2 separate regions of the Homo sapiens genome follow, and region 1 is linked to region 2. The links are chromatin loops, found by intact Hi-C in ENCODE. Cell type or tissue: A673. All regions are shown on one strand. Links, peaks and the distances in the headings refer to the core of each region. The heading gives the core; the rest is flanking DNA. Region 1 overlaps DENND1A (DENN domain containing 1A). Region 2 has its middle 13 kb from the start of OR1J1.

Region 1 (5,371 bases), core at 245-5,244, 920 kb before region 2:
CTCTGGTGGGCCCTGGTCAGTATATAATTCATGGGAGCCGGGCGTGGAGTTTCTCCAGGCTGTGTATGTGTTGGTGTTTATAGAGGTAGAGCTCACAGGTGGCTGACAAGGGAGATGCATTTTTTATAACAATGAATATTTAATTTCCACATCACAGATGAAAAAGACTCTCTGAAGAGGCATCTGAGGGAAGCTCCAGAGAGCAGCCGCTAATCAGAAAAGGGCCTTCTCGCGAGAGCTCTTCCGCACGGCTCACTTTTTTCTTGAACTTTTTTATTTTTTATTTCTTCCTGCTTATTGGAATAGATATGCTCATTGTAGAAAATGTATAAGACACAGAAAAATAAAAAGCAGCAGAGGGGAAAGAAATCACCCATGATTCCACTGGCTGTTATTGACGTTTAGCCATGAACCTTTCCAGTCTTTTTTCTATGAATTTTTCCATAAGCAGATGACAGCGAATGTGGTGTGATTGCAGTTCTGCATCCTGATCTTTAAATTTGTCTTCATAAACATTACGTTTCATGGGAGGACAAGATTCAGCCACTGCACCAGCTAGTTGTTGCTGACAGTGTAGGTTGTTCCATGTTTTAATATTATAAACAGCAGTGATGACAATCTTCCAGTGTGATTCTTTGCCAACTTTGAGGGTTAACCAAATGGAAGTGGAATTACTAGGTCCTATGTGATGGATCATGAGTTTAAGGCTCTGGACACGTGGCAAATTTAGTTTCTTTTCTATCTGGAACGAGCTTCCTCTCCTGAGAGCCCCCACCCCAGGCTGGCACACAGAGGCAGGGCCAGGCGTGGAGCCCAGAGGCCTGCTTCCCGCCTGCACGTGAAGTTCTGAGGGCGCCCCTAACTGCCTGTTCTCTTCTCTTTTGTCTTCCTCTGCCCCAGCCTGGTAAAGCCCTTGCGACACTATGCGGTCTTCCTCTCCGAAGACTCCTCTGATGATGAATGCCAGCGGGAAGAGGGCCCGAGCTCTGGCTTCACCGAGAGCTTTTTCTTCTCCGCTCCCTTTGAATGGTCTCTCCTTCCTTCTTCCATTTCCCTGAGCTCGGCTTGGTGACTCTGCGGGGCTGCATGGCGAAAGCGGGGGGCTGGTGCTGCTTGCCTTTGTGTCGGGGGGAGGGTGTCTGGAGCTGCTGCCTGCCGGTGCCCCAGTGCCAACATGCAGGGTGGACACCACCTCTGCGTGCCACCTCTCAGGGCATCCGTTTTGCCAGCTCCACAGAGGCTGTGACAATAGAGAGGTGACAGGGTGATACGCGAGCATTGGTCCCCTTAGAGATGAAATGTGCTTGATTGCTAGTGGAACTGGTGACTACAATTAGCCTGGTTGTTGATCTCCAAGTCCTTCTTTATCTCAGCACATCTTGGAAAGCCATGGAGATGGGAATCAGAGTTTAAGTTAAAAAAGAAAACGTTCCTCATATGAAATGTGTATATTAAATGCCAGCCTATCCAAGTGTTCTGATCTGCCTGACTTTTTAAAGATAATTTAATCATTATTATTTATAGCCTAAGCCTCATACCAATTACAAGTAGCGATTTTTAAAAGTTTCACCCACCATCCAGCCACCCCTAAGATTAAGCTGCTGTCGCCCTCCTTCCTTTACCCGTTCTTGCCCCTCCACCCACAAGTGTTTCAGAGCTGGCATTGAGCAGAGAGACAGCTTTTGTCTGTCTGCCCTTGTTAACACGGTTATGTGTTTTTAATGGGAGCCTTTAAGGGAATGGAAACTGCCCTTTGCGGGATGCCCGTGGTGCCCACAGCAACCTTCCAGGGGGCACGTTAATCGTTTTGGTCATTGCACAGAAGAGAGATGCCTTTCCCTCCCTCTCCCTCATGTCCCCTGCACCCTCTCCCTGTTCCCAAACCCCAGCATCAGGTCCCTCCCCCTGGGATGGCCTGTGGGTTCCTCTGGGGACCTTATAAACCCCAGGCTGCTTGGCCCTCTGTCATTGACCCCACAGGGTCAGAGGGTCCTGATCCTTTCCTGCCAGCAGGTCACTGGGGACCCAGACAAGTCACTCCCCTCCCAGTGTCCTCACTTAGAAAGTAGTGGCCTTGCCAAGCGCAGTGGCTCACACCTGTAATCCCAGCACTTTGGGAGGCCAAAGCGGGCGGATCACTTGAAGCCAGGAGTTCGAGACCAGCCTGGCCAACATGGTGAAACCCCATCATTACTTAAAAACTACAAAAATTAGCTGGGCATGGTGGCTCACACCTGTAATCCCAGCTACTCAGGAGGCTGAGGCACGAGAATCACTTGAACCCGGGAGGCGGAGGTTGCAGTGAGCCGAGATCACACTGCTGTACTCCAACCTGGGTGACAGAACGAGACTCTGCCTTTAAAAAAAAAAAAAAAAAGAAAGAAAAGAAAGTAGTGGCCTAAGCTGGTGTCATCCAAGCATCACACGTCACTTTTGCTGTATGTCAAATCTTTGTTTCGATTTTTTTTCAAAAGATTTTAAAATTAGCCTTCTCCTAAGCAATAATATCTATGATGTCATAGGCGTAATGTATTAGTTATTATTTCTGTTGCTAATTAGAACAAAAAGAGAACCTTTAGCATAAGAAATGTTCATCTATGTGTCAATTTAAAACACCTTTTGGGAAAAGGCACCCTGCTCCCAGCCAGGAGTCCACCAGGTCATGTCCAAGGCCCAGCTCCATCATATCGTCTCTGAACTAACTGGCGCCTTAATTATTTAAATAACGGCGAGGGCTCGCTTCCTTAGCCCATGACCTTAGAAGTCAGTACAGGCCTTTGTGTGTGTGTTTGAAAAGAAACTAGCCCATCCTAACTCAAAATGGGCTCAAAAGAACACTATTTCCTGAAGTTCCAGAAGCACACTGACTGACTTTAACCCTTTCATTGTGCTCATCTTTATTAAAGGGTCTCTAATTCCTTGGTCAGGGTGAGTGAGGGACGTTTGAAGCCTCTCAAGCTTGGCTTCCATTTCCACCTCTTGCGGGTGCTGTGTGACATAGGTGAGTTATTTAACATCTCTGAGCTTCATTCCTCATCCATAAGGTGGGGGTGTAAGTCCGACTTCCTGGCCTGCTTGCATTGCTTCAGCGAGAGAGTACATGATGGAGTCCCTGCCCATCACTGGGACTGTTTGATGAGCCCTCCCATGTCCCCCACCCTGGTGCCTTCACTGTGATCCTACCCTTGACCGCCAGGTGGTGCCCTTCCCCCACTTTACCAGTGCCACGGGCACCATCTCCGCCTGACGTAGGGCCACCACCAGCCCCAGACTTGGGGTTAGAAGAGGTGAGATGTGGCCAGGCGCAATGGCTCACACCTGTAATCTCAGCACTTTGGGAGGCTGAGGCGGGCAGATCACGAGGTCAGGAGTTCGAGACCAGCCTGGCCAACATAGTGAAACCCCGTCTCTACTAAAAATACAAAAAATTAGCCAGGCAAAAGGCAGGAGCCTGTAATTCCAGCTACTCAGGAGGCTAAGGCAAGAGAATTGCTTGAACCTGGGAGGCAGAGGTTGCAGTGAGCCGAGACTGCGCCATTGCACTCCAGCCTGGGAGACAAGAGTGAAACTCCGTCTGAAAAATAAAAATATAAAAAAGGCTAGATGCACTTCCCACTGGGGCTCCACTAGAGGTAAGGGTTGACCCAGGCGCTGCCTCTCCATCTACCCAGTGGTGCCCTGGGACTCAGGTCCATGGGAAGGGAAGGCAAGTGGAACCCTTTGTTAACTATACTTGGATCAGCTGCAAAGTAGTGGTGTGGGGTTTTTTGTTTGTTTTTTTGTTTTGTTTTGTTTTTTGCTTTTTTGTTTTGAGACAGGGTCTCGCTCTGTCGCCTAGGCTGGAGTGCAGTGTTGTGATCTTGGCTCACTGCAACCTCCACCTCCCAGGTTCAAGCAATTCCCATGCCTCAGCCACCCGAGTAGCTGAGACTACAGGCACGCACCACCACACCCCGCAAATTTTTGTGTTTTTAATAGAGACAGGGTTTCACCATGTTGGTCAGGCTGGTCTCGAACTCCTGAACTCAAGTGATCCGCCCGCCTCGGCCTCCCAAAGTGCTGGGATTACAGGCGTGAGCCACCGTGCCCAGCCAATGACTGCAAGGTTTTGAATGTGTAAAAGTACAGAAAGCTGCTAGCAGAAGAGCCTGTGTGACAGCCGTGCTCACTGGTGGGCGATGGATGCTGTAACCAACCCGTGCGTGTCTGCTGTGTGCCGGGCACCGCATTTGCTCATGTAACCACCACCACCACCTGAGCACCTGAGGCTCAGAGAGTTAAGTGACCTGCCAAAGGTCCCACAGCAAGAAATAGCATGACCAGAGGTGGAACCAAGGTTAGCAGGGCAAGCTTAGGCCCAGACAGCTCCCCTGGAGAGCTTCCCCAGCCCAGTTCCCCATGGGCTGTTCACAGAACCTGACTGTGGCTGTGCCTAGGCCACCAAACAAACAGCAGAGCAGGGCGGGAGCAAGAGGAGCATGACTGCTGGCCTGTGAGCCCCCTTCCAGTCCTGTCTGTTCCTCACACCTTGTCTGAATGGCTCACAAGCCCAGTAGCCAGTTTTATGAAAGGACCTGTAGTTTGGGGGGCACTAAATGGGTCCCCTGAGTGCAAGTGAGAGCCAAAGCGAGTTGCCCTGGTTCACAGCCCCAGGCCCATCGGCATGCCCAGCTTGCACCCTCGCAGCCTCCCAGACTCCTGCCCTCACGGAGACCCCGGGACACTCTCCTGTCCCGCAGGCCCCTGCGTGCACCCCTCAAGCCCTCAATGTGCTTGGGCTGGAGTCCGCTTGCTCCTCCCCTGAAGGCCTGGGTGGGAGAGTGCAGCCTGCTCTGTCCCCGACAGGCCGCAGCCGTATCGGACACTCAGGGAGTCAGACAGCGCGGAAGGCGACGAGGCAGAGAGTCCAGAGCAGCAAGTGCGGAAGTCCACAGGCCCTGTCCCAGCTCCCCCTGACCGGGCTGCCAGCATCGACCTTCTGGAAGACGTCTTCAGCAACCTGGACATGGAGGCCGCACTGCAGCCACTGGGCCAGGCCAAGAGCTTAGAGGACCTTCGTGCCCCCAAAGACCTGAGGGAGCAGCCAGGGACCTTTGACTATCAGGTATGGCATGGGCAAGGGAGGGTATCGGCCGGGGGCCGGCACTGTCCGCACACGAGGTGGGATCCCCATGTGACAGTGGAAGAGACTAAGGGAGAAACAGTGACTTTCCAAGACCCTCAGCCAATGCTCAGGGTCAGTGTGACTGTAAACACCTCCCAGGGTGCCGGGGCCCACACCACCCTAACAGTGACGGTAGGAGAAGATGCTAGAGCCCGATGGAAACTTGCCCCACTCTGTGTGTGCATCAGACGGGGGGGCGGGTGCTGC
Region 2 (5,371 bases), core at 256-5,255:
GCCATCTGGTTTAGTGGCTGTTTAATATTAAGCAAGGGTTTTAATAGGTTAATCTGGATTTTAATAAGAGGTACACTATGAATTTTGAAAATATCAGTGAATGATTTTGCCTTTAAAGAGACAGGTATTTGATTCAGCACTAAATGAGTGACATTATTTTTGTTTTCTGAACAGGGAATGACATAACAAATGACAGAATTGGGGGAGTCTGTTGAGTGAGGACAGTTTAGTTTATCAAATTCTAAAATTATTTCCCCCTCTTGGGAAAAAGAAATTTTAGCATGGTATTTTTCAAAAAAATCACATCCAAGGTGGTGGAGCGGGGCAGAATTAACAAGCAAAAGGTGTGGGTGTCTTGGAGAGAAGACCAAGATGGAAAGAAATGGGCTGTGAAACAAAAGTAGTCAGTGGCTTTTTGGAAACTCACCATTTGTAATCTTTTTATTACTCTGAGGCAGGGGCTGACTGAGGCTAGGGGGATTAAGGATGAAAAATATTGCTGTGGCATCAATGAGCACAGTTAAGACCACACTCCCAGCCGGATGTGGTGGCTCATGCCTGTAATCCCAGCACTTTGGGAGGCCAAGGCAGGTGGCTTATGAGGTCTGGAGTTCGAGACCAGTTGTTTGAAGCCCAACAAGGTGAAACCCCGTCTCTACTAAAAATACAAAAAAATTAGCTGGGCATGGTCGTGGGCACCTGTAATCCCAGCTACTCAGGAGGCTGAGCCAGGAGAATCGCTTGAACCCAGGAGGCAGAGGTTGCTGTGTGCCGAGATCGCACCACTGCACTCCAGCCTGGGAGATAAGAGAGAAACTCTGTCCCCCGCCAAAAAAAAAACACTCCTAATTTGAAGGATCATTTCACTCAGAAAATTAAGTGGGAGAAGTGGGAAAATCCCCCATAAGTCCTTGGAGCCCCTTCACTGAAAGTGGTCTCAGATGGGAGAAGAGATGGGGGAGTTGGGAATGAAATTCCCCCTTTCTCTTGCAGCAATCTCTCTTCCAGCCATCTGGAACGTTGGCACAGCCCAGGGAGTCTCTGCCTAGTGTTATGTCTGGGAGCCTCAGTTTGCTGTAATTGTAACATTACGAATGTTAGTGGTTTTTAGTACTGTCCTCAGGGGTGCAGGCAAGGTGATTTGCCAGATTAACCAAATCAGAAGTGGACATAGTTTTCCATTCCATGTGTACTCTTTTGACAAGCTGAGAAAGTTCTTGAGAAAGGCCATTTGCAAACTTAGAATTACAGCCTACTTGAGTAGATTCGGCATCCATAGGTAATCCAGAATTTTCTACAAATACAACCCGGAGCCAACTGTAATAGTCGTAATCTGGTTCATTAGGTTTTGGGTACAGTCTTGGATTTTATTCATCTCAGGTTTCAGGAAAAGCCTCAAGAATAGCCTCATGAAGTTTTGTTGTTTTTGTTTGTTTGTCTGCTTGCTTGCTCACTGTGCTTCAGGCTCTGTCATAGTCTTTTGGGGTATTCTTGCCTAAAGCCCTCTCAGGGTCACATCAAGGAGCCTGGGCCATTCAATATTGGGCCTGGCCTTCACAAAAAGTATATGAACCAACTGGCACAGGTAAGAAAAACCTGGATGATAAGTCGAAATTATAATACTGTGTTAATTTTATCAGCAAATTTGAAAGGTCTCCATGACCTTTGGGAATTCTGCGGCAATGGCTTAAAGTTCAGCCTTGCTCCAAGGAACAAAAGAAATTTAGGATTTAGAGGAATCATCAGTGAATTTAACTTTCAAGGGACAGGTTTTAACAGGACCAGGTTCAGGGGTAGTGGGAGCTGAGGAATCCAGAGGGAAAGGTAATTCACTCAAAGAAGAAATAGAGAGAAGGAACAGGGGAAAGAGAAGAGGAGGTCTCCTCCAACGAGGAACAAGTCTGGGATCCTCAAGCCTTGTCCTTCCTTAACTATTTGTTTGTCTCAGTTAATTTTGACATGGTATCTCATAAGGAGGCAATTGTAGAATCCTGAATGTACTTAGAAGCTTTGAGATACCAATTAAAGTATGTTTCCCATTCAGATTGCTTAATATTAGGACCACAGTCTTCTAATTTTGTTCTAACAAAACAAGTTTGGGGAGCTCAAATGCCCCCCAGTATGACCATTGAGGATCCAAATTAGTTTGGGTGTGCTATAGCTATTGATTTAAAATTGTACACAAGACAAAGGACCATAATTTTTAAAACATAGAGCCTGCAGGGGTCCCAGGAGGATTATAATTACGTGCTTTAGGATTTTGGGATCCCATTCTGCTTATTAATCTCTTGAGAGCAAAAGAAAAGCCCGAAGAGCAGAGCCCTGTCAGGGAATGATAGGCGTTTGGACTGGTGTTTTGTTTTACAGTGTGCCTGGCACCGGATTTTTGTTTTACTTGGCAAGCAATCTGCACTCTCATTGCCTGTCCCATGAGCAAGTTTTCCCCAGACGCGCAAAATTTTTCTTGAGACTGGCAGGCCCCCTAGTGGTAATTTGGCTGTTTGTGCACTAGTTTATCCTGACAAGAGATTTTTTTTCTTCGGATACTGACATCCCTCATAGAATGGTGGCAATTGCCCTAATGGCTTTTAAACGGCCAACTCGTGCCTACCTTTTGAGAAAGTAAATTTTTCTTTCAAAAGATGTTTAGAAATAGAGGAAGAAAAGAATCAAGCAGCAAATGAAAGTATAAGCATACACAAACAAGTCAGAACAAAACTGAAACCAAAAGTGCACTTACCAGGACCAGAAAGACAAACTGTCTTTCTAAAAGAAATAACTTTCCAAAAAAGACAAAAAGTCTTATATAGTCCCAAAAAGGATGCAAGGCATCTTAACCCAATCAGATCCTGAATAAGTCAATAGGGAGCTGCTACCAAAGGGAGGGAACGCAATCTGAGAGATGATTTACCTGGGCAGAAGAAAGATGATCCATGGAAGCTTAGATTGCCAAGGGCTCAATTGTGGTTACCTACCCAGTTCCTCACCCAGTTCCAAGAGTCACCAATCTTTTCCAAAGGTACTCTCACTTCAAGTGTACTTCCAATAGAGGGAAAATGGCGGATAGGAGGCAAAACTAACTTGCAGCCCCCACTAGGTCGGACAGAGTGGCATGTGTAGACACACACCATGAACTTTTGCTCTAAGAACTGCCACAAGAACATACCAGGAAAGCTGAAAGAATCCACAGACCCTTTGAGGGAGGTGGATTGCTGCTGCAGGCTCTGTGGGACAACTGAGGAACTGTGAGTTTGCTTGCTTTCTCAGCTGAGAGGCTTGGAGCCTGCAGAACATTCTCAGCCCTGCTCACCGGCTACCTAGAAATAAACTCGCTGCTGCTGGCGGGCGGTGGGGGCGGGGGAGCACCTTGGGAGTGAGACCAGCCTTTCAGGCTGTGGGCTGCATGGGATCTGGGTGAGACCTGTGACTGCCGGCTTTCCCCCACTTCCCTAGTGACCTGTGTGACACAGCAGAAGCAACCATAATTCCCCTGGGAACATAACTCCATTGGCCTGGGAACCACACTCCCAGCCCCCACAGCAGCCACAGCAAGCCTCACCAAAGGCGAGCCTGAGCTCAGACATGCCTAACCCTGCCCCTACCTGATGGTCTTTCTCTAGCTGACCTGGTAGCCAAAGACAAAGGACATAATCCCTTGAGAGCCCTATGGCCCCACCCCCTGCCTAATCTTCCCTATACTGATGTGCTGATGTGCTAATGTAGCTCATGTGCTCTTGAAAGCGCCACCTCCTGGCTGGAGGTCCACACAAAACCAGCACACTTAACAAAAATACAACCAAGGACCCTCACAGAGTCCACTTCACTCCCCTGCTACCTCCATTGGAGCAGGTGCTGGTTATCTGTGGCGGAGAGACCTGAAGAGGGATCACATCACAGGATTCTGCAGACACTCCCCTATACCAGCCCAGAGCCCAGTAGCTTCACTGGGTGGCTAGATTGAGAAGAGAAACAACAGTCACTGCAGTTTGGCTCTCAGGAGGCTCTATCTCAGGGGGAAAGGAGAGAGCACCACATCAAGGGAGCAACCCTGTGGGACAAAGGAATCTGAACAGCAGCCCTTGAGTTCCAAACTTCCCTCTGACATAGTCTACCCAAATGAGAAGGAACCAGAAAAACAGTGCTGGCAATATGACAAAACAAGGTTCTTTAACACCCCCAAAAGATCACACTAGCTCACCAGCAATGGATCCAAACCAAGGTGAAATCTCTGAAGTGCCAGAAAAAGAATTCAGAAGATCAGCTATTAAGCCAATCAGGGAGGCACCAGAGAAAGATGCAGTCCAACTTAAAGAAATCAAAAAAAGATACAGGATATGAATGGAAAAATCTCTAGTGAAATAGATAGCATAAATAAAAAATAATCATAACTTCTGAAAATGAAGGACACACTTAAGAGAAATGCAAAATGCACTGGAAATTCTCAGCAATACAATCAAATAAGTAGAAGAAAGAAAATCAGAGCTCAAAGACAAGGGTTTTGAATAAACCCACTCCTACAAAGACAAAGAAAAAAGAATTTAAAAAATGAACAAAGCCTCCAAGAAGTTTGGGGTTATGTTAAATAGCCAAAGCTAAGAATAATTGGTGTTCCCAAGACAGAAGAGAAATCTAAAAGTTTGGAAAATATATTTGAGAGAATAATTGAGGAAAAATTCCCCAGCTTTGCTAGAGATCTAGACATCTAAATACAAGAAGCTCAAAGAACACTGGGAAATGCATTGCAAAAAGATCATTGCCTTGGTACATAGTCATGAAGTTATCTAAGGTCAAGATGAAGGAAAGAATCTTAAGAGCTGCGAGGCAAAAGCATCATGTAATCTATAAAGGAAAACCTATCAGACAAACAGAGCAGATTTCTCAGAAGAAACCCTACAAGCTAGAAGAGTTTGGGGTCCTATTTTTAGCCTCCATAAACAAAACAATTATCAGCCAAGAATTTTGTATCCAGTGAAACTAAGATTCATAAATGAAGGAAAAATACAGTCTTTTTCAAACAAACAAATGCTAAGAGAATTCACCACTACCAAGCCAACACTACAAGAACTACTAAAAGTAGCTCAAATCTTAAAACAAATTATAAAAATACACCAGAATAGAATCTCCTTAAAGCATAAATCTCACAGGACCTATTAAACAACAAAACAATGAAAAACAAAAACAAGGATTTCATGCAACAAATAGAATGATGAATAGAATAGCATCTCACATCTCAATACTAATGTTGAATGTAAATAGTCTAAATGTTCCACTTAAAAGATACAGAATGGCAGAACGGATAGGAATTCACCAGCCAAGTATCTTCTGTCTTCAAGAGACTCATCCGTCACATAAGGACTCACATACACTTAAG

The links. Hi-C counts contacts between places; a loop is a spot of excess contacts. Peaks named below come from ENCODE experiments on the same cell type or tissue, not always from the same donor. Only the 100,000 strongest peaks of a DNase experiment are listed, where the experiment ranks them.
Region 1: a loop joins it to region 2, with 4 times the contacts of the local background. A loop is called at or near these places in 3 of 110 quality-filtered maps.

What each region holds. Positions count from the first base shown.
Region 1 is chr9:123,383,388-123,388,758 of GRCh38, reverse strand. It overlaps DENND1A (DENN domain containing 1A), which reads left to right. Exons shown (of 24, transcript NM_001352964.2): 22 at 901-1,029; 23 at 4,846-5,104. Among named protein-coding and RNA genes, the nearest start is that of MIR601, 17 kb to the left of the region's middle. RefSeq lists a silencer at 1,490-1,685 and an enhancer at 3,039-3,108. In A673, for the core only: a CTCF peak has its summit at 3,193 (motif pointing right); a DNase peak (open chromatin) is centred at 3,218.
Region 2 is chr9:122,462,290-122,467,660 of GRCh38, reverse strand. It overlaps a transcript of OR1J2 not described here. Among named protein-coding and RNA genes, the nearest start is that of OR1J1, 13 kb to the left of the region's middle. RefSeq lists a silencer at 2,369-2,418 and an enhancer at 3,410-3,911. In A673, for the core only: CTCF peaks have their summits at 2,488 (motif pointing left) and 3,730 (motif pointing left); DNase peaks (open chromatin) are centred at 2,460 and 3,720; H3K4me3 peaks cover 543 bases; H3K27me3 peaks cover 1,733 bases.